2 separate regions of the Homo sapiens genome follow, and region 1 is linked to region 2. Evidence: chromatin loops called from intact Hi-C (ENCODE). Cell type or tissue: heart left ventricle. All regions are shown on one strand. Links, peaks and the distances in the headings refer to the core of each region. The heading gives the core; the rest is flanking DNA.

Region 1 (8,000 bases), core at 1-8,000, 230 kb before region 2:
GGGGAGAGGAACCAAAACATCTATCAGGAGAATGAAAGAATATAACATTGTGGTGCATCCAAACAATGGGATAGCAATGGATGAATCTTACATTGAGAAAAAAAGCCCAACACAAAATACATTCTTGACACATGAGATCCAAGAATAGGCAAATGTAATCTATGGTGATAAAGATCAGAATATCCTTTCCTCTGCTGGAATCAGGGATTGACTAGAGGGGGCACAAGGGTACTTTATAGGGTGATGAAAATGTTCTAGCCCAGGCATGATGGCTCACACCTATAATCCCAACACTTTGAGAGGCCAAGGTGAGCAGATCGCTTGGGCCCAGGAGTTTGAGACCAGCCTGGGCAACATGGCAAAACCTTGTCTCTAAAGAAAATACAAAAATTAACCAGGTGTGGTGGTGGGTGCCTGTAGTCCCAGCTACTTGGGAGGCTGAGGTGGGAGGATCACCTGAGCCCACAAGGTCGAGGCTGCAGTGAGCTGTGATCATGCCACTGCACTCCAGCCTGGGTGACAGAGTGAGAACCTGTCTCAACAACAACAACAACAACAACAACAACAACAACAACAACAACAACAGTGGAGCTTTCCAGTGGCTATAAAACATGTGATACAACAACAGATTGAATGCAGAAGCAGATATGAAAATCCACCTGAGTTCTATTAAGCCAGACATTACAGAGATTTGCAAAACTGTAAAACAGTCCTATCCTTCTCGCTAATGTTTACTTTGGAAAATAGTTATTTTTCATAAAAATACTTATATTAACATGTAGTGGGTTTATTATAATTTTAAATAACTTGATAACTACTTTAAATTTTGCTTAAATTTTTTTCAACATGGGGTATTCCTTTATTGCCCAGGCTGGCCTCGAACTCCTGGGCTTAAGCAATCCTCCTGCCACACCTCCTGAGTAGCTGGAACTAGAGGCGTGCCACAATTTTTTTGTTTGTTTGTTTTTGTTTTTTTTTAGTAGAGATGAAATCTTGCTATGTTGCCCAGACTGGTCTCAAACTCCTGAGCTCAAGCTATCTTCCTGCCTTGGCCTCCCAAAGTGCTAGGATTGCAGGTGTGAGCCACTGCACCCAGCCTAGAACAGGCGAAATTAATCTATGGTGATATAAGTATAAATAGTTATGGCCTCTGAGTTGCAGTCAGTAGGGAGGCATTAACTCAACAGTGGCACAAGGGAACTGGCTGAAATGTTGGATGGGTTCCTTAATTGATTTAGATGTGCTTATGGATGTACATATTTGTCAAAGCACACCAAGCTGTACCCATAAAATTGGTGCATTTTGCTTTTGTAAATTATGTTGCCATTTTAAAAAGTTGGCCTCATAATATTTATTTTATGAAATGAAATGGGATAGTCTGGGGATAATAGTCCTGTTTGGAGAATTGTGAAGTTTTAAACTGCCCCACAAGAATCTGTTAAAAAGAAAACATGCAATCAGAGTTTAATGCTAGTGTCTACACTGAATCTTCATACAATCGAAGCTGATATCCTTTCATGGGTTGTATGTGCTTTCTTAAGAAAACCAGATTTTTCTGATGCATTAGTATGTCAGGATTTTACTTGTTGCTTCTCTCTAGAAAATAATTGCCTCTTGATTCTTTCTGGCCTTTTTTCTCTTTAGGCCAACAGAACTTTTCAGGAGTTGTAATGCACAGTCAGATCAAGGAGCCATGAATGACATGAAGTTGTGGGAGAAAGGAAGCATAAAGATGCCATTTATCAATATACCTGTTCTTGATATTAAAAAGTGCCAGCCAGAGATGTGGAAAGCAATAGCTTGTTCACTGCAGATTAAACCTTGTCATAGTAAATCTCGGGGAAGTATTATTTGCAAGTAAGTTTCTTTCATCCTAACGATTCTCCAGCTTTAGTTCAGACCCTCCGTGATCTCTAGCCAGAGCCTCTCCATAGAATTTTCTCTCTTACCACTTCCTTTGCCTATCACCCCCGTATGTCAAATGCTTTCCCACTTTTTCCTCCTCTAGTTGAAATACTGCTCCCCTCATCACCACCTACTGGCTGTCCTTGTCTCCTCTGAAATACCAGACATTCCTGTAGTCTTCCCAGATTTCTCCAGCTGAAAGTAATTTATCCTTACTACAGATTCCTATAGACCTTTATTTGTACTTCTCTTATGGAACTTAGTTCATGAAACATTTATTAAATACCTCTGATGCACAATTCTATTTTTATATGTTAATTTATGGACTTGTCTTATATTCTGTTAGACTTTGCTCTTCTTCTTCTTTTTTTGTTTTGTTTTGTGTTTTTTTTTTGAGATGGAGTCTCACTCTGTCGCCAGGCTGGAGTGCAGTGGCATGACCTCAGCTCACTGCAACCTCCACCTCCCAGGTTCAAGCAATTCTCCTGCCTCAGCCTCCCGAGTAGCTGGGACTACACGCCCAGCTAATGTTTGTATTCTTAGTAGAGATGGGGTTTTACCATGTTGGCCAGGATGGCCTCAATCTCTTGACCTGGTGATCCACCCGCCTCGGCCTCCCTAAGTGCTGGGATTACAGGCCTGAGCCACTGCGCCCAGCCGACTTTGCTCTTCTTAAGGAGCTTATTTTGCTTAGGAAATCAAGGATCAAGTAAAGATAGGAGCTGCTATAGTGGGTGAAACCAAAAGCATTTAACACATAGTAATCTGCCCATTGTTCTTCACATATCTTTTTTTCCAAAAGTTTTCCAAAACCAAGTTAATATCCAGCCCCTAAGCTGTTGGTATGTGGCTCAGTGCTGCTGGATACCTTAATAATTTCAACCTTAAACAGAGTCCAGTCTATTCTCTGACATGGCTTCGGGATAACCTGATGGGGAAATACTGAGGTATAACAATTAGGTGACAAGCAAGAGGCAACAAGAGGGGAATATGTAGACTCTTAGCACAGAAAACTTGTAGGAGTCAAATCCCTATTGAAGACCAAGAACATTTTAAAGTAGTGGACTTTCTAGTTGTTATAGGCCAGATGCTAATGTTGATAACTAAAAAGAGACTTAGATAAGGAAGGGAAGGCAAAAGAGGCAAGCAAGCAAACAAGCCAGCATAAGGTCCTAGAAGTGAGGATATATGATTTTTGCAGAGAGTAAATCAGACTAGCTTCATTTAATTTCCTTTCAAAGATACTGAAAAGCCACATTGCTGGTAGTAACAGTACGAAGAAGTGTACAATTTGAGTAAGGGCTTTGGTCTCAGACAACAGAAAGTTAGGGGTGCTTTCAATTTATTATTCAACCTGAGCTCTCCTGTGACTCTTGTTCTCTTTTGAAACATGTTAAGTTATGAAAGCTTACTTTCTGGAAAGCTTCAGAAACAAGTGATGTTGACTGGACAACATGAGGAGGTTCCTCAAGCTCTAAACTTACGTGCATTTTTTTTTCAAGATCAGATTGTGTGGAGATTCTTAAAAAATGTGGAGACCAGAACAAATTCCCTGAAGACCACACAGCTGAAAGTATTTGTGAGCTTCTGTCACCTACAGATGATCTGAAGAATTGTATACCTTTGGATACATACCTCAGTAAGTACTTTTTTGTATGTGTGTTTTTAGATTTCAAATACTTCTCTCTTCCAACTATTTGTTTTACTATTTGTTTTGGATGAGCATTTATCTGTTGAGAACATGGGATTCAATGATACCATCTCAATCACAGACTCTTGTTTGCTTGGCCTTTTTGGCCCAGGAAAGAATTGTTGTTTTAAAATATGTAAGCAGAAGTGATTCTATCAGTCTGAGGAGGTACCAACTGTGGTCAGTCAGGAATTCTAAGCAGTGACTCAGGGGGCCAGCATTCTCAGATAACCAGCTCCATATCATTGCTGTCTTCTTACCATAATAATGACTAGAAAGTGGAATTTACCCCCAGAGACTATCAGCCTTTTGTCATCAGAGTGTCAGTGGATGAGAGCCAGGAATTGGCTTGGACTTACTCACCCAACAGGGTATAAAAAAATGATAGTCTAGGCCAGGCGTGGTGACTCAAGCCTGTAATCCCAGCACTCTGAGAAGCTGAGGCAGGCGGATCACGAGGTCAGGGGATCGAGACCATCCTGGCTGACATGGTGAGACCCCGTCTCTACTAAAAATACAAAAAAATCAGCCAGGCGTGGTGGCGGGCGCCTGTAGTCCCAGCTACTCCGGAGGCCGAGGCAGGAGAATGGCGTGAACCTGGGAGGCAGAGCTTGCAGTGAGCCAAGATTACACCAATGTACTCCAGGCTGGGCAACAGAGCAAGACTCTGTCTAAAAAAAAAAAAAAAAATTATAGTCTAGCTTAATATGTAAAAATGGAACTTATCTCACTGCTTCAGTTTTTCTCTGCCAAATACTCCCGCCAAAAGCTAGAAGAGCGTGTTGCTATCTCATTGAGGGATCCTGGAGCTGGAGCTCAGCTTCTTGGCAGTGAGACCCATACATGGTGGAAACCAGGGGATGACAAGTAGAACTCCTACACACCCAGTAGTTAAGGGAAGTGTTCAGGCTGCCACCAGGGGGCATCTGTGCCATGATCTGGCTACAAAGGTAGACAGTGAAGTCAGCCTTTGTTTTCCTGTGTTAGGTAGGATTAACAAAAAACAGAACAAATAGAAGTAAAGAAAGCCCAGAAACAAATAGTCTAGGGCTTCATCATCAGGAATCCAGGCTCCTTTTATCTTTCCCCACCATCCTTAGCATTTAGCTTCAGTCATCAAGATTACTTAATGTACTTTGTCATCACAACATGGCTATTGGAGTTCTAACCACCATAATCTAGTTCCAGAAGGTAAAAAGGAAGGGACAGAGCAAACAACTTCTCCCTAGTCACACTGTCCATCCCTAGTTGTAAGGAAAACTGAGAAAGGTTATTTTTTAAGCTCTGGGCCCATTGCGGCCCTAAGTAAAATTGGAGATCTTTTAGTAATCAGGGAGAGAAAAGTATGTGCTGGATTTGTAGCTGGTAGATTTGTAGCTGGTAGATTTGTAGCTGGTAGTATTCGCCATATTTTCTCAAGGCCAACAAACTGTGTCCCTTAACCTTTGTGACCAATATAGCAAAAAAGAGAGCATTAGACTGGAATTTAGACCTTTGTGTCTTTGAGCAGATCACTTCTTTGAGCCTCGGCTTCCCTATTTATGAAATAATTAGGCAAAATGAGATGAACTCCAAGGGCCCTTATACCTCTGTTAGTCTTAGAGTATGAGTCTGGCCTAAAATCAAGTAAGCAACACTTATTGTATTTATAATTCTAGATTCTATTACAGCAGGCAAATATTTGTGTAGAAGGAAACTATATCAATGGGAGGAAAATTAAATATCTCTTTAAATATCACACATGGTTTCTATCAAGTGAGACTCTTCCTTGGCCATGATTTCCGAAGTTAAATATAATCATGGTTTGGAGTCCATACATATTACCATAATAAATTCTCATTTATGATAAAACACGCTAAATTATCCTTCTTAGACATCTTATTTGACCACCCTATCCAAAATATACCTGTCATTTTTTATCCCCTGACACTACTTATTACTTACAATTTTCTGACTTAATTATTTATTTATAGATACACATATACATACATAGCATGTGTGTGTGTGTGTGTATATATATATATATATATATATATATATATATATTTTTTTTTTTTTTTTTTTTTTTTTTTTTTTTTTTTTGAGATGGAATCTTACTCTGTTGCCCAGGCTGGAGTGCAGTAGTGCAATCTCGGCTCATTGCAGCCTCTGCTTCCCAGGTTCAGGCCATTCTCCTGCCTCAGCCTCCCGAGTAGCTGGCACATGCCACCACGCCCAGCTAAATTTGAGGGGGGGCTTTTTTTTTTGAGAAAGAGTTGCACTCTGTCTCCCAAGCTGGAGTGCAGTGATGTGATCTCGGCCCACTGCAACATCTGCCTCCCGGGTTCAAGCAATTCTCCTGCCTCAGCCTCCTGAGTAGCTAGGATTACAGGCACCTGCCACCATGCCCAGCTAATTTTTATATTTTAGTAGAAACAGGGTTTCACCATGTTGGCCAGGCTGGTCTCAAACTCCTGGCCTCCGGTGATCCGCCCGCCTCAGCCTCCCAAAGTGCTGGGATTACAGGCGTAAGCCACTGTGCCCAGCTCATACATAGTGTATTTATTGTCTGTTTCTCTACTAGATGTAAACTCTATGTTAGAGACTTGTCTATTTTGTTCATCACTGTATCTCCAGCACCTAGAACCTTGCCTGGAATATTGTAGATCCCAATAAATTTAAAAAAAGAATGAATGTATGTTTATGTGAAATTCATCATTTCACAAATGAAAGAATCTCGGTGTTTTAATAGCTTGGTAGAATCAGGCCTTACTTTACACTCATGAGCTCTTCATTTATTCCAGCCATAATTAATTCAGATAATTTACAGTTTTCTCTTACTCTTTTAGGTTGGTTAAACTAATCTGTTTTGGTTTTTTCAGGGCCAAGTACTTTAGGTAACATTGTAGAAGAAGTGACTCATCCCTGTAACCCAAATCCTTGCCCTGCCAATGAGCTCTGTGAAGTAAACCGAAAAGGATGTCCATCTGGAGATCCCTGTCTTCCATACTTTTGTGTTCAAGGTAAGAGGTAGGTGGGTGTGAGAAGAGGATGGATAGGTGCTGCTAGTGTTTCTTTATAGGAGCTATCTTTCTTTTTTTCAATCCTGCTCCTTCTGTAATATAGGGGTTATCTTCGGAGTGAGATTATGAGGGACTTCATGTTCTATATTATGTTTTTCTATAATGTTTTGAGATTTTCTCATTAAACATGTATTATTGATGTAAGCAGGAAAAGACAGACACTTGTAATCCTCCATTGTTATTTAAATTGTAAACTAATAATAACAGTCTAAAACTTGACTCTCGTGAGTTGCAGGGTTCTAGACTATGAAAGAAAAGAAGCTCAGACCAGCTTTTTGTACTTTCTCTTCTATGTTGTAATGTTTGAAAAAAAATACTCTACATTGTTCATGTTTTTTCTTTCCTTTCCTTTAGTATATAGAGAAATAGCATATTCAATAGAATGTATAGCTATCTCCATAAAGATTAATGTTATGTTGAAATATATATAACTTTAAGGGTGAAGGATTTTTATCCCATAGAATTATGATAGTCTTTATCTTTCTGTCAATCCCTTTAGAATATAGTTGTTGCAACATTTTGCTTCTTTTTATCTATTTCCCAATTGAGAATGTTTCTTTATCATGTTAGAATCAAGATTTTAAAAAAGGCCAGGCGCAGTGGCTCACGCCTGTAATCGCAGCACTTTGGGAGGCCAAGGCGGGCGGATCACGAGGTCAGGAGATCGAAACCATCCTGGCTAACATGGTGAAACCTTGTCTCTACTGAAAATACAAAATATTAGCCGGGCACGGTGGGCGCCTGTAGTCCCAGCTACTCGGGAGGCTGAGGCAGGAGAATGGCGTGAACCCGGGAGGCGGAGCTTGCAGTGAGCCAAGATCGCGCCACTGCACTCCAGCCTGCCGGACAGAGCCAGACTCCGTCTCAAAAAAAAAAAAAAAAGATTAAAAAAAAACGTTTTTTTTTTTGAGACGGGGTTTCACTCTTGTTACCCAGGCTAGAGTGTAATGGCACTATCTTGGCTCACTGCAACCTCTACCTCCTGGGCTCAAGCAATTCTCCTGCCTCAGCCTCCCAAATAGCTGGGATTACAGGCACCCACCACCATGCCCAGCTAATTTTTGCATTTTTAGTAGAGACAGCAGGGTTTCACCATGTTGTCCAGGCTGGTTTTGAACTCCTGACCTCAGGTGATCTACCTACCTCAGCCTCTCAGAGTGCTGGGATTACAGGTGTGAGCCACTGCGCCCGGCCTTAAAATATTTTTAAAGTAAAATAAAGCAAAAGATGAAATAAGCATGATGTCTCAAAGGATCATCTATAATATATGTGTAATACTGTAATATATCGGCTATAGAGTCATAATCTTGTCAAAATTGGAAATGTCGGACTGTTTTAAATTT
Region 2 (11,387 bases), core at 1,934-9,933:
GGAACAGAAAATCAAATACCTCATGTTCTCACTTATAAGTGGGAGCTAAATGATGAGGACACATAGAGGGGAACAACACACACTGGGGCCTGTCAGGATGTGAAGGGTGGGAGGAGGGAGAGGGTCAGGAAAAATAACTAATAGATACAAGACTTAATGTCTGGGTGACAAAATAATCTGTACAACAAACCCCCATGACACAAGTTTACCTATATAACAAACCTGCACGTGTACCCCTGAACTTAAAATAAGTTAAAAAACAAAAATGCCTCAGGCATTGTAGTTGCCAATTCTCATAAGCAATTGTCACTTTGGCCTTCCTAGACCTCTAACCAGTCTCCAAACAAGTTCCCCTGCCCTGCTCTTCAAACTAGAAGTTGAGCACTGGGCCTACCCAATGTATGTCACAGGGCTCCGAAAGCATCACATTTACTTAAACCTTCTGGTGTAACGGGGATGTAATGTAATTATTATGTACTTAAGAGAGGATAAATTGGCTGGGCATTTCTCCATTGTAGTGAGCTATTTGCTGTTGGTGCCAAACCTGCAGGCCCTGCAGAGTCCATTCACAGTCATTCCCCTCTGCCCTCAGGGATATTTTGATAGGAAATCTTGAAACGTATTCTCTGTAGTAGGCAGCATCCAAGATGGCCCCAGGGATCCCAGCCTCTTGATATCCACACCCTTAGGCAGTCCCTTCCCACAGTGCACCAGGATTGGCCTGTGCGACCAAAGAATATAGCAAAGGGATGGCAAGTCACTTCCACAATTAGGTTATAAGGTTACTATAGGTTATAAAAGGCTTCAAAGCTGAGTGCCATGGCGTGTGCCTGTAATCCTAGCTACCTAGGAGGATGAGGTGGGAAGATCCCTTAGCCCAGGAGTTTGAGACCAGCCTGGATAACATAGAGCCTCATCTTAAAAAAAAAAAAAAAAAAAAAGACTCCACTGGGCGCGGTGGCTCACGCCTGTAATCCCAGCACTTTGGGAGGCCAAGGCAGGTGGATCACCTGAGGTCAGGAGTTCAAGACCAGCCTGGCCCACATGGTGAAACCCCGTCTCTACTAAACATACAAAAATTAGCTGGGCATGCTGGCAGGTGCCTGTGATCCCAGCTACTCAGGAGGCTGAGGCAGGAGAATCACTTGAACCCAGGAGGCGGAGGTTGCAGTGAGTTGAGATTGCACCACTGCACTCCAGCCTGGGTGACAGAGCGAAGACCCTGTCTCAAAAAAAAAAAAAAAAAGGTTTCTCTGGCTGGGTATGGTGGCTCACACCTGTAATCCCAGCACTTTGGGAGGCCGAGGCAGGTGGATGACTTGAGGTCAGGAGTTCAAGACCAGCCTGGCCAATGTGGTGAAACCCTGTCTCTACTAAAAATACAAAAATTAGCCGGGCATGATGGTGCACACTTGTAATCCCAGCTACTCAGGAGGCTGAGGCAGGAGAATTGCTTGAACCAGGGAGGCAGAGGTTGCAGTGAGCTGAGATCATGCCAGTGCACTCCAGCCTGGGTGACAAGAATGAAACTTGGTCTCAAAAAAAAAAAAAAAAAAAAAAAAGACTTGTGCTCTCTATCTTTATTGGATAATTTGCCTTGAGGAATGGGGATGGTTACTGGTAGGCAATGAAAAATGTTCATTAGACAAAATGTCTAGATTTGTAAACCCAAGAACTTAGTCCGGAAGACAATATTGCTTCTTTTGATTTAGAAGAAACTGAATGCTCTAGAGGGCAAAATAATCGATTTTTCATTCAGTGCTGAGTTTCAACCACGTATCATTAATACGTGAATGATTCCAGGACCTTCTCTCCAGACCTTTGGAGGTGTCTTCACACAGGAAAGCTGTTGGTTAATGAGCCTGCCATGTGGGTATACCGTAGTTGGCACTTTCATTCTCACTCAGTTATTTGCGTCCCTTTGATCCTGCGAAGTATCTTCGTATCCCCACATGCTAGATGAGGAAATGATGCCTGAAGAGGTTACACAAATGACCCATGGACACGCTGCTAATTAGTGGCACGTCTCTGGTGTTAATAAGGATTCTCAACGAATTGGAGTTATGTTACCAAGTCAAAACATGGGGAACTGGCTGGGCGCGGTGGCTCACCCCTGTAATCCTAGCACTTTGGGAGGATGAGGCGGGCAGATTGCTAGAGCTCAGGAGTTTGAGGCCAACCTGAGCAACATAATGAGACCTCTTGTCTCTACAAAAAATTTAAAAAATTAGCCGGGAGTGGTGGCACAAACCTGTGGTTCCAGCTACTTGGGAGGCTGAAGTGGGACAATGACTTGAGCCTAGGAGCAAGACCCTGTCTCAAAAATAAAAACCAAAACTTGGGGAATTCGTCCTAAGGATCCACGGGTGTCTCATGGAGCTTGAGAGCTGAGGTCCAGGTAGGACACGACCAGGGACCATTGGTCATGCTCCATCGGGGTGCTCTGCTTCCCTCTCTGCTCCTCTCCGTCTCTGCTCTGTTCTTCTCTTTTCCTGCAGTCAGGCTCTCTCTGCTCCTCTAGGCCTTGCGGCAGGAAAAGGTGGCCACTACGGTTACTGGTTTTTTTTGTTTTGTTTTTTTCCTGGTTTTTTTTTTTTTTGAGATAGAGTCTCGCTCTGTCACCCAGGCTGGAGTGCAGTGGTGCGATCTCAGCTCACTGCAACCTCTGCCACCCAGGTTCAAGCGATTCTCCTGCCTCAGCCTCCCGAGTAGCTGGGACTACAGGTGCCTGCCACCACGCCCAGCTAATTTTTGTTATTTTTAGTAGAGACGGGGTTTCGCCATGTTGGCCAGGCTGATCTCGATCTCCTGGCCTCAGCCTCCCAAAGTGCTGCGATTACAGGCCTGAGCCACCACGCCTGGCCATCACTGTTCTTTTCTTCCTCCCTCAGTTCCAAAATCCTAGAGAAGGCACACCCATGGGCACAGGGGGCACGTCATGTCATACAAAATGGACGCTGACCTGGCCCCACTCCCGAGGGCCTCAGCGGATAGAGTCATTATGAGCTGCGCCGATAGCCCGGAAGCGGAACTAGCGTTGCAGATCAGCAGCAGGGAGCGAGCCCCTGTGAGGTCGGCCAGGGACTTCCTACGGGTGGATTGCTGTGACAGCAGCTTTGTGCCTACAACTTCTGCCAGCTTCCTGCTTTTTCTCTCATCACAGCCATTTTGTCCAAGCAGCCCCTACGGCTACTTATTGTGCAATTCACCGAGTGCACTGAGGAGCTTCAAGAAATAGCTGCCTGGGCCTGGGTTTCCGTCCACATCTTTGTGAGATGAGACTCTGGGGCTGCCTGGGCCTGAGCTTCCGTCCACATCTTTGTGAGATGAGACTCTGGGGCATTTCCCTCCAGCATGGCCTTTGGTTCCAAGTCAGGTTTGGGTGGTAGATTCCTAGGAAGAGTCTCGATGAGCCAGTCCCTGTGGGACAGGCGATGCCCTCTCTGGACAATGGGCCCCATGGACCCTGGACGGTCGAGGAGCTGATGTCATCTGAGTTCTGTGCACGGGCCAGGGCTTGTTGCTGGTTGCAGTTTCTGTGTGCGTGCGGTATGTCGGGGTGGCTGTCAACTCTGTCTGGATTAATAATGACTGACTTGAACCTAATTCATTAGATACACAAGACCAGGAAGGTGGTTCACCCAGAATTGGGCAAGTCATGGGAGCCGCGGCAGCCTTCCTCTGGCCTGTCTCTGCCAGGCCTCCGCAGTGCATCACTCAGAGCTGAGAGGAGCCCTGCCCAGCTCAGCAGGCCCAGGGTCCTGAAGAAGGTGTTGTTGGCCCAAGGCCCCCAGGCAGCCCTGGGATGGCACAGGTGGCTCCTCACCTGTCTGGAGGCCCTCGACAGCCCCTGAGGCCTTTCCCAAGAAGGCCTTCACCCTGGATCTAATCTGGAAGGGAGGAATCTTCCTCTAGTAGTAAAAGGGGTAGTCCTCTCTTAAAAAAGGAGGCTTCCTTCTGAGGCCTCCTGAAGTCAGCCTTGTCTTAGCTGCCACAATTACACGCTAACACCCAGTTGCCCAGGCTTCTCTCTAGAGCTCTAAGTCTGGTCATCCAGCTTGTCTGTTGGACATCTGCCCTTGCGTGTGCCCTGGGCACCTCCCAGCACGTGAAGTCCAGTCCTCCTCACTCATGGGTACTCTGCTCTCCTTCCTTACTCTTCTCAAAACCTGCTCCTCTAATATTCACTCCTTACGGGACTGTTCCCACCAGCCCCCTAACCAGTTCGAGCCCAAGTGTTATTCTCCACTCCTTCATTCAAGAAACATTTATTTGGCCTGCAGTGGCTCAAGCCTGTAATCCCAGCACTTTGGGAGGCCGAGGCAGGCAGATCGCTTGAGGTCAGGAGTTTGAGACCAGCCTGGCCAACATGGTGAAACCCATCTCTACTAAAAATACAAAAATTAGCCAGGCGGTGGTGGTGTGCACCTGTAATTCCAGCTACTTGGGAGGCTGAGGCAGGAGAATCGCTTGAGCCTGGGAGGCAGAGGTTACAGTGAGCCGAGATTGCGCCACTGAACTTCAGCCTGGGTGACACAGCGAGACTCTGTCACATACACACACACACACACACACACACACACACACACACACACACGCATTTATTCAACCCCTGCTATGTGCCAGGCCCTGTGCTGGGCTCTAGAGGTAAAGGCATGAGTCAGTGCCAGCACAAGATGCTTGCAGGTTAGTGGAAAGCACACCTTTCCACCCAGGGAAGGGAAAAAATGAGAACTTGGCAAGCTCACAACAGGAGGAGGGTGTAGAGCGTCTTGCTCCCTGGCTTATAAGATTCAGGAAAGGTTTCCTGGAGGAGGGGATACCAGAATTGAGTCAGGGGAGAAGACAGAGGAGGGAGGAAGAGGACTTCCAGGCAGAGGGGAATGTGGGGCCCAGTGTGTCTCGGGGAACTGGGAACAGGCTGACGCTGCCAGAGTGTAGTATGCCGGGCAAGGGAGTCCTGGCAGCCAAGGCTGGAGCCATCATCAGGAGCAGGTTAAGAAGGCTCTTGTTGCGAAGGGGAGCATCTAATAAGATTGGACTTTGTCCTGTGGCAGGGGAGAGCCATTTAAGGGTTTGGAGCTATGGGTGGGAGTCGGGGGTAAAGGGGCCACGATCAGGTTGTATTTGAGTGATTCCCTCTGGAGGCTGTGCAGAGGTCTGAATATGAAAGTGAGGGGTACAAAGCAGGAAGCGAGATCGTGGAAAGGCAGGAGATGATGGGGCCTGAACTAGGGCTGTGGAGGAAAGGGAGAGGAAAGGACCGTTCACTAGGCGTTGGGGAGGCAGAAGATGAAAGAGTCAAGGATGACCCTCCTGTTTCTGGCTAGGGTATCCGGTGAATGGTAGGCCAGCAATGGAGCCAGGCAGTACAGGAGAAGAAATGTGTTTGCGGGGAAGTTTGAAGAGTCCATATTTGGATATGTTGAGTTTGAGTGCCTACAGCTGGGGTGTCCAATCTTTTGGCTTTTCTGGGCCGCACATAAAACTCTATCACTAATGATAGCTGATGAGCTGAAAAAAAATTGCCAAAAAATCTCATGTTTTAAGAAAGATAAGGAATTTGTGTTGGGCCACATTCAAAGCTGTCCCGGGCTGCATGTGGGCCCGCGGGCCATGGGTTGGACAACTTGGCCTACAGGATATTCAGGAGGATAACTTCAGGAGGAGATGTTTAGCAGGAAACACAAGGAGAAGTGGGACTGGAGATAGGAATCTCTGTGTTAGGGGAACTGTAAAAAGGTTGCTGATGCAAGTAGGAGAGGATGCACTAGCTCCAGGAAGAGTGCGCAGAATGGGAAAATGGTGAGGGTCATATCCTGGTGAGCCCTGATGGGAACGGGTGGGCCAGAGAAAAAGAAACTCAGGAGAAAGAACTCAGAGAGCAACACTGAGGATTTAGTGAGAGGAGTATCACATGACAGCCAAAGGGCGAGTCATGGGAGCCGCAGCAGCCTTCCTCTGGCCTGTCCCTGCCAGGCCTCCACACCTCGATATGCAGAGAGTCTCACACCACAGAGCAGTCCAGCAGCACAAAGACTGGAACGTGTTTATTAGACCTGACATTTAGGAAGCCACTGGCAAACCTGTGGTTGGGAGAGGCAGGCCTCGGCCGACATGGTAGCTCCAGTCTCAACCGTACCTATGGCACTGTGGAAGGAGCATGGGAGTGGAATTCATATGCAGCAATCAGTCTTGTTCAGCACAGAGGAGGCTTGATTTTAAAGCTAAACAAATTTGCATTTTGGAATGCAACCAAAGCTAGGCACGGTGCCTCACGCCTGTAATCCCAGCACTTTGGGAGGCTGAGGCGGGCGGATCACTTGAGGTCAGGAGTTCGAGACCAGCCTGTCCAACATGGTGAAACCCTGTCTCTACTAAAAATACAAAAATTAGCCGGGTGTCATAGTGGGTGCCTGTAATCCCAGCTACTCGGGAGGCTGAGGCAGGAGAATCACTTGAACCCGGGAGGTGGAGTTTGCAGTGAGCTGAGATCATACCACTGCACTCCAGCCTGGGCGACAGAATGAGACTCTGTCTCAAAAGAAAAAAAAAGAATACAACCAGAAAAAAAAAATCCGTTATTAAATATTCAAAAACCACATAAACTTTTAGAAGCCCCACTCTGCAGGGAATAAACACAACATTGCTCAAGAAGGAATGAGGTTGTAAGCTGTAGCGATCCTGGACTATTCTGGCAGGCAGATTTCTAATGTATGCTTTCCACGAATAAAAGCAATATGAAAGCACATTAACTGTTTATAACCGTGTCAGTCCTGACCTGTGCATTAAGAAGCTTGTACTGTATTTGGAACTTGGTTTTGAACAACAGCGCCTCCTGGTGTAAATGTCATGCATAAATACTTTACTAGCATAGTGGCAATATTCTAATAGAAATATTGCTGCTCTGATACTTTTTTACTTAAAAAGCAAGTTAAAAACATGTTTTGGGATGAGGAAAGTGATATGGAGGACTTGTTTAGGTTTTATGTAGTACAGCATTAGGGATATTGATAAAGCTGTCATTTAAGATGATAAAAATTCATCTGCCCTTGCATTGTACAGCTGTACTTCTATAAAGTGTCACAGAGTGGGGTCTACCACTTATTTTTTTAATGAAATTTATAGCCGGGTGCGGTGGCTCATGCCTGTAATCTCAGCACTTTGGGAGTCCGAGGCGGGCAGATCACCTGAGGAATTCGAAACCAGCCTGACCAACCAACATGGAGAAACCCTGTCTCTACTAAAAATACAAAAAAAAATTAGCCGGGCATGGTGGCGCATGCCTGTAGTTCCAGCTACTTGGGAGGCTGAGGCAGGAGAATCACTTGAACCTGGAAGGCGGACACTGCAGTGAGTCGAGATCGCGCCACTGCACTTCAGCCTGGGCAACAAGAGCAAAACTCAAAAAAAAAAGTTTATAAAATGATACAGAAGATTGAACAATGAATTTCTCAAATTGAACCATTTGTGTAACCAAGCACGTAGATCAACAAATAAAAAATGACTGACAGCCCAGATGCCTCCTCATGCCCTGAACTCCTGTAGGTCACGACTGCCTGGCTAGGGTAATCACGGTCACGTCTTCTCACATCACAGATCAATTCTGCTTGTTGATATTTCTATGACTGGAACAATTTGTAAGAATATTCTCACAAGTATATTGAATAAGACACAAGAGTGTGTTCTTTTGGATCTTATTCAATACATTAGCAACATTTACCCATGTTGCTTGGTGTAGTTGGTTTTCTCTTTGCTGTATAAAAACCATTGTAAAGCTCAACCATAATTTATCATCAGTCCTATGGTCGATAAACATTTGGATTGTTTCCAGGGTTGGGCTTTTATAGCCTGCTATGAACATTATTGTACATGCCTTTTGGTGCCCATATGCATGCATTTTATTAGGAATATACCTAGAAGAAGAATGACTGGGTTATAGCGCATGAACTTTAGTAGACAATGCCAACCAGTTGTCTAAATTGGTTGTTCCAATTTATATTACCATCAACAGCAGATGAGAATTTCAGTTTGCTTCACATCCTCACCAACATATGGTATTGTTAATCTTTCTAATTATAGATATTTTCTGGTGGGTATATGTCATCGTACTTTTTAAAAGCAGCTTTATTAAGACACAGTTCAATTATAGATAATTGCACCATACAATTGATCCACTTACTGTGTACAATTCAGTGGCTTCCAGTATACTTGGAGTTGTCATCCATCACCATAATCAATTTTAGAACATTTTCATTACCCCCCAAATAAACTTTATAGCCTTTCATTATCACCCTCAACTCCACCATCCCCTCAGCTCTAGTCTACCACTGATCTATTAATACTTTCTCTGTAGAGTTGCCAATTCTTAACATTTCATATAAACAGAATCATACAGGCCAGGCACGGTGGCTCACGCCTGTAATCCCAGCACTTTGGGAGGCCGAGGCTAGCAGATCACAAGGTCAGGAGATCGAGACCATCCTGGCTAACACGGTGAAACCCTGTCTCTACTAAAAATACAAAAAATTAGCTGGGTGTGGTGGCGACGCCTGTAATCCCAGCTACTAGGGAGGCTGAGGCAGGAGAGTGGCGTGAACCCGGGAGGCGGAGCTTGCAGTGAGCAGAGATCGCGCCACTGCACTCCAGCCTGGGCGACAGAGCGAGACTCTGTCTCAAAAAATAATAAAATAAAAATAAACAGAATCATACAATAAGTGGCCTTTTGTGTCTGGCTGCTTTCACTTAGCATGTCTTCAAGGTTCACTAGATTTTGATTCTCCATGTGGGACACAGGTTGTAGGCTTCCTATTCCCTTTAAGCTCATCTATCTGATGATACATTTCATAGTGAATTTATCTTCATGGACCTACCAGGAAGCAGTGCTACTCTAAATCAATCTGTGAGAGCATGACTGAGGTTTATCTTTGACTGCAGGAATGAGTGAGCTTTGTTAACATTTTCTAGGCCAAATTATTTTGGCCATCCTTTATGATGAGACATTCTGAAGTCTCAAGTTCATTTGTTGGAACAGATCCAAATGATTTATTGAGTTGAAACAAATCTGGCTATTTTTTGAGAGGGGTTTTCGCTCTTGTTGCCCAGGCTGGAGTGCAATGGCACAATCTTGGTCATCACAACCTCCACCTCCCGGGCTCAAGTGATTCTCCTACCTCAGCCTCCCGAGTAGCTGGGATTACAGGCATGTGCCACGATGCCTGACTAATTTTGTATTTTTAGTAGAGATGGGATTTCTCCATGTTGGTCAGGCTGGTCTCAAACTCCCAACCTCAGGTGATCTGCTTGCCTCGGCCTCCCAAAATGCTGGGATTTCAGGGATGAGCCACCGTACCCGGCCTGAATTGGGCTTTTCTTTCAAGTATCCCTACAGCCGATCTTATTGCTGACATCTATGTAGAGGCATGGGAACTTCCACCCAGCTGAAGAAGATACACACGTGGGAGGTGGCCATGTGAAGACAGAAGCAGAGATTGGAGTTATGTCTACAAGCCAAGATAAGCCAAGGGTTGCTAGCAGCCATCAGAAACTAGGAAAGGCATGGAATGAATTCTCCCCCAGAGCCATCACAGAAAACCAACTCTGCCAACATCTTGACTTTTAACTTGTGGCCTCAACTATGAGAGAATAACTTTGCTTTAAGCCATCACATTTGTGGTAACTTGTTATGGCAGCACTAAGAAATGAATACACTAAAGACCTGATTTCAAAGCTGCCTGGCATAAGCTGGTGCTCAATAAAAGCTCGCGGAGCTGAGTTAGGTTGTGAATATTCCTTAGCAAGGACCTGGACCTCTCTTTGTGTGTGTTGAACAAGAATAACTGAACGTGAGCTCTTTTTCCTGATTTGTTTCCCTAACTAAAATTTAGTAGCTTGGATCAGAGAGATGGTCCCAGTTTCCTGTAGATCTTCTGGAATTAGAGTAAATGTGACCTATTTTCCTCTTTAATGGCATCAAGGCTGGGGCATTCTGAGTGTGAATCACCATGGATAGTGACACATTTTTTATTGGCAAGGGGACCGGCCTTATTTTGGTAGATGAGTTGTTATTTTCCTCTGATTCAGCTTAAGTTTAGTACTGATGTCCAAAAGCAGAAAAGGAGAAAAAGAGCCAATTAGGATGTCTGGATACCATACTGCTTACACTGACTACAGAAATGTCTATCATACTAGGGTTAAGTTTGAACTATCAGAAATCTGCCTCAGCACACATTTGGAGAATTTTTTTTTTTTTAAAGACAGGGCCTCACTCTGTCATCCAGGCTGGAGTGCAGTGGCATGATCAGAGCTCACTGCAGCCTCCACCTCCTGGGCTCAGGCAATTCTCCTGCCTCAGCCTCCCTAGTAGCCTGGACTACAGATGTGCACCATCACGTCCGGCTTTTTTTTTTTTTTTGGTATTTTTTGTAGAGATGAGGTTTCGCCATGTTGACCAGCCTGGTCTCAAACTCCTGAGCTCAAGCCATCAGCCAGACTCAGCCTCTCAAAGTGCTGAGATTACAGGTGTGAGCCACCACACCCAACTGGAGAACTCTTCACCAGAAGATATACAATAACCACCTTATTTAGCCAGACTAGTGGGTCCTGGCAGACTCCTAGGTGTGGACCATTGGTTATTAACCAGTCACCATGTATTGTTCCCATGTGTAGACCAAGAACTAGACATTTGAAGGGGATGTGGATTTCTTCTTCCTGAACAAGTCACTTCTTCTATATAGTGGGAAAACATCCAAACTAATTCTACCACATATTTTCAGATTATAAGGTGACATTCAATATTCCTGGCTGTCACTATGTTTTTCCCTTGTTCCTTTTCCTATATTTCCTGCCAAATTAGGAGACAGAGATACATGAAAAGGTCAAGAGTATGTGTGCTGTAGAGTATCTCAAGAGGAATCCACCCCATCTCAAAGTGGGGCTCAAGTTTCCTACCCCCAATTCTTTGGAATGCTGAATTTTATGAGGATCAAATTATTTTTTTTTTTGAGACGGAGTCTCACTCTGTTGCCCAGACTGGAGTGCAGTGACATGATCTTGGCTCACTGCAACCTCTGCCTCCTGGGTTCAAGTGATTCTCCTGCCTCAGCCTCCCGAGTAGCTGGGATTACAGTAGGCATCTGCTACCTCGCCCGGCTTTTTCTTTTTTTTGAGATGGAGTCTCGCTGGGTCACCAGGCTGGAGTGCAGTGGTGCGATCTCAGCTCACTGCAACCTCTACCTCCTGGGTTCAAATGATTCTCCTGCCTCAGCCTCCCAAGTAGCTGGGACTACAGACATGCGCCACCACACCCAGCAAATTTTTATATTTTTAGTAGAGACAGGGTTTCACCATGTTTGCCAGGATGGTCTCGATCTCTTGACCGCATGATC

What was found. A loop is a pair of places that touch in the nucleus more often than their neighbours do. Peaks named below come from ENCODE experiments on the same cell type or tissue, not always from the same donor. Only the 100,000 strongest peaks of a DNase experiment are listed, where the experiment ranks them.
Region 1: a loop joins it to region 2, with 3 times the contacts of the local background. A loop is called at or near these places in 28 of 110 quality-filtered maps.

The regions. Positions count from the first base shown.
Region 1 is chr9:36,098,687-36,106,686 of GRCh38, forward strand. RECK (reversion inducing cysteine rich protein with kazal motifs) reads left to right here. Exons shown (of 21, transcript NM_021111.3): 11 at 1,645-1,857; 12 at 3,408-3,544; 13 at 6,457-6,597. Among named protein-coding and RNA genes, the nearest start is that of GLIPR2, 34 kb to the right of the region's middle. RefSeq lists an enhancer at 3,613-4,113. In heart left ventricle, for the core only: CTCF peaks have their summits at 4,502 (motif pointing right) and 4,705; a DNase peak (open chromatin) is centred at 4,515; H3K27ac peaks cover 365 bases.
Region 2 is chr9:36,322,173-36,333,559 of GRCh38, forward strand. No RefSeq gene overlaps it. Among named protein-coding and RNA genes, the nearest start is that of GNE, 69 kb to the left of the region's middle. In heart left ventricle, for the core only: a CTCF peak has its summit at 6,859 (motif pointing left); DNase peaks (open chromatin) are centred at 3,029 and 3,497.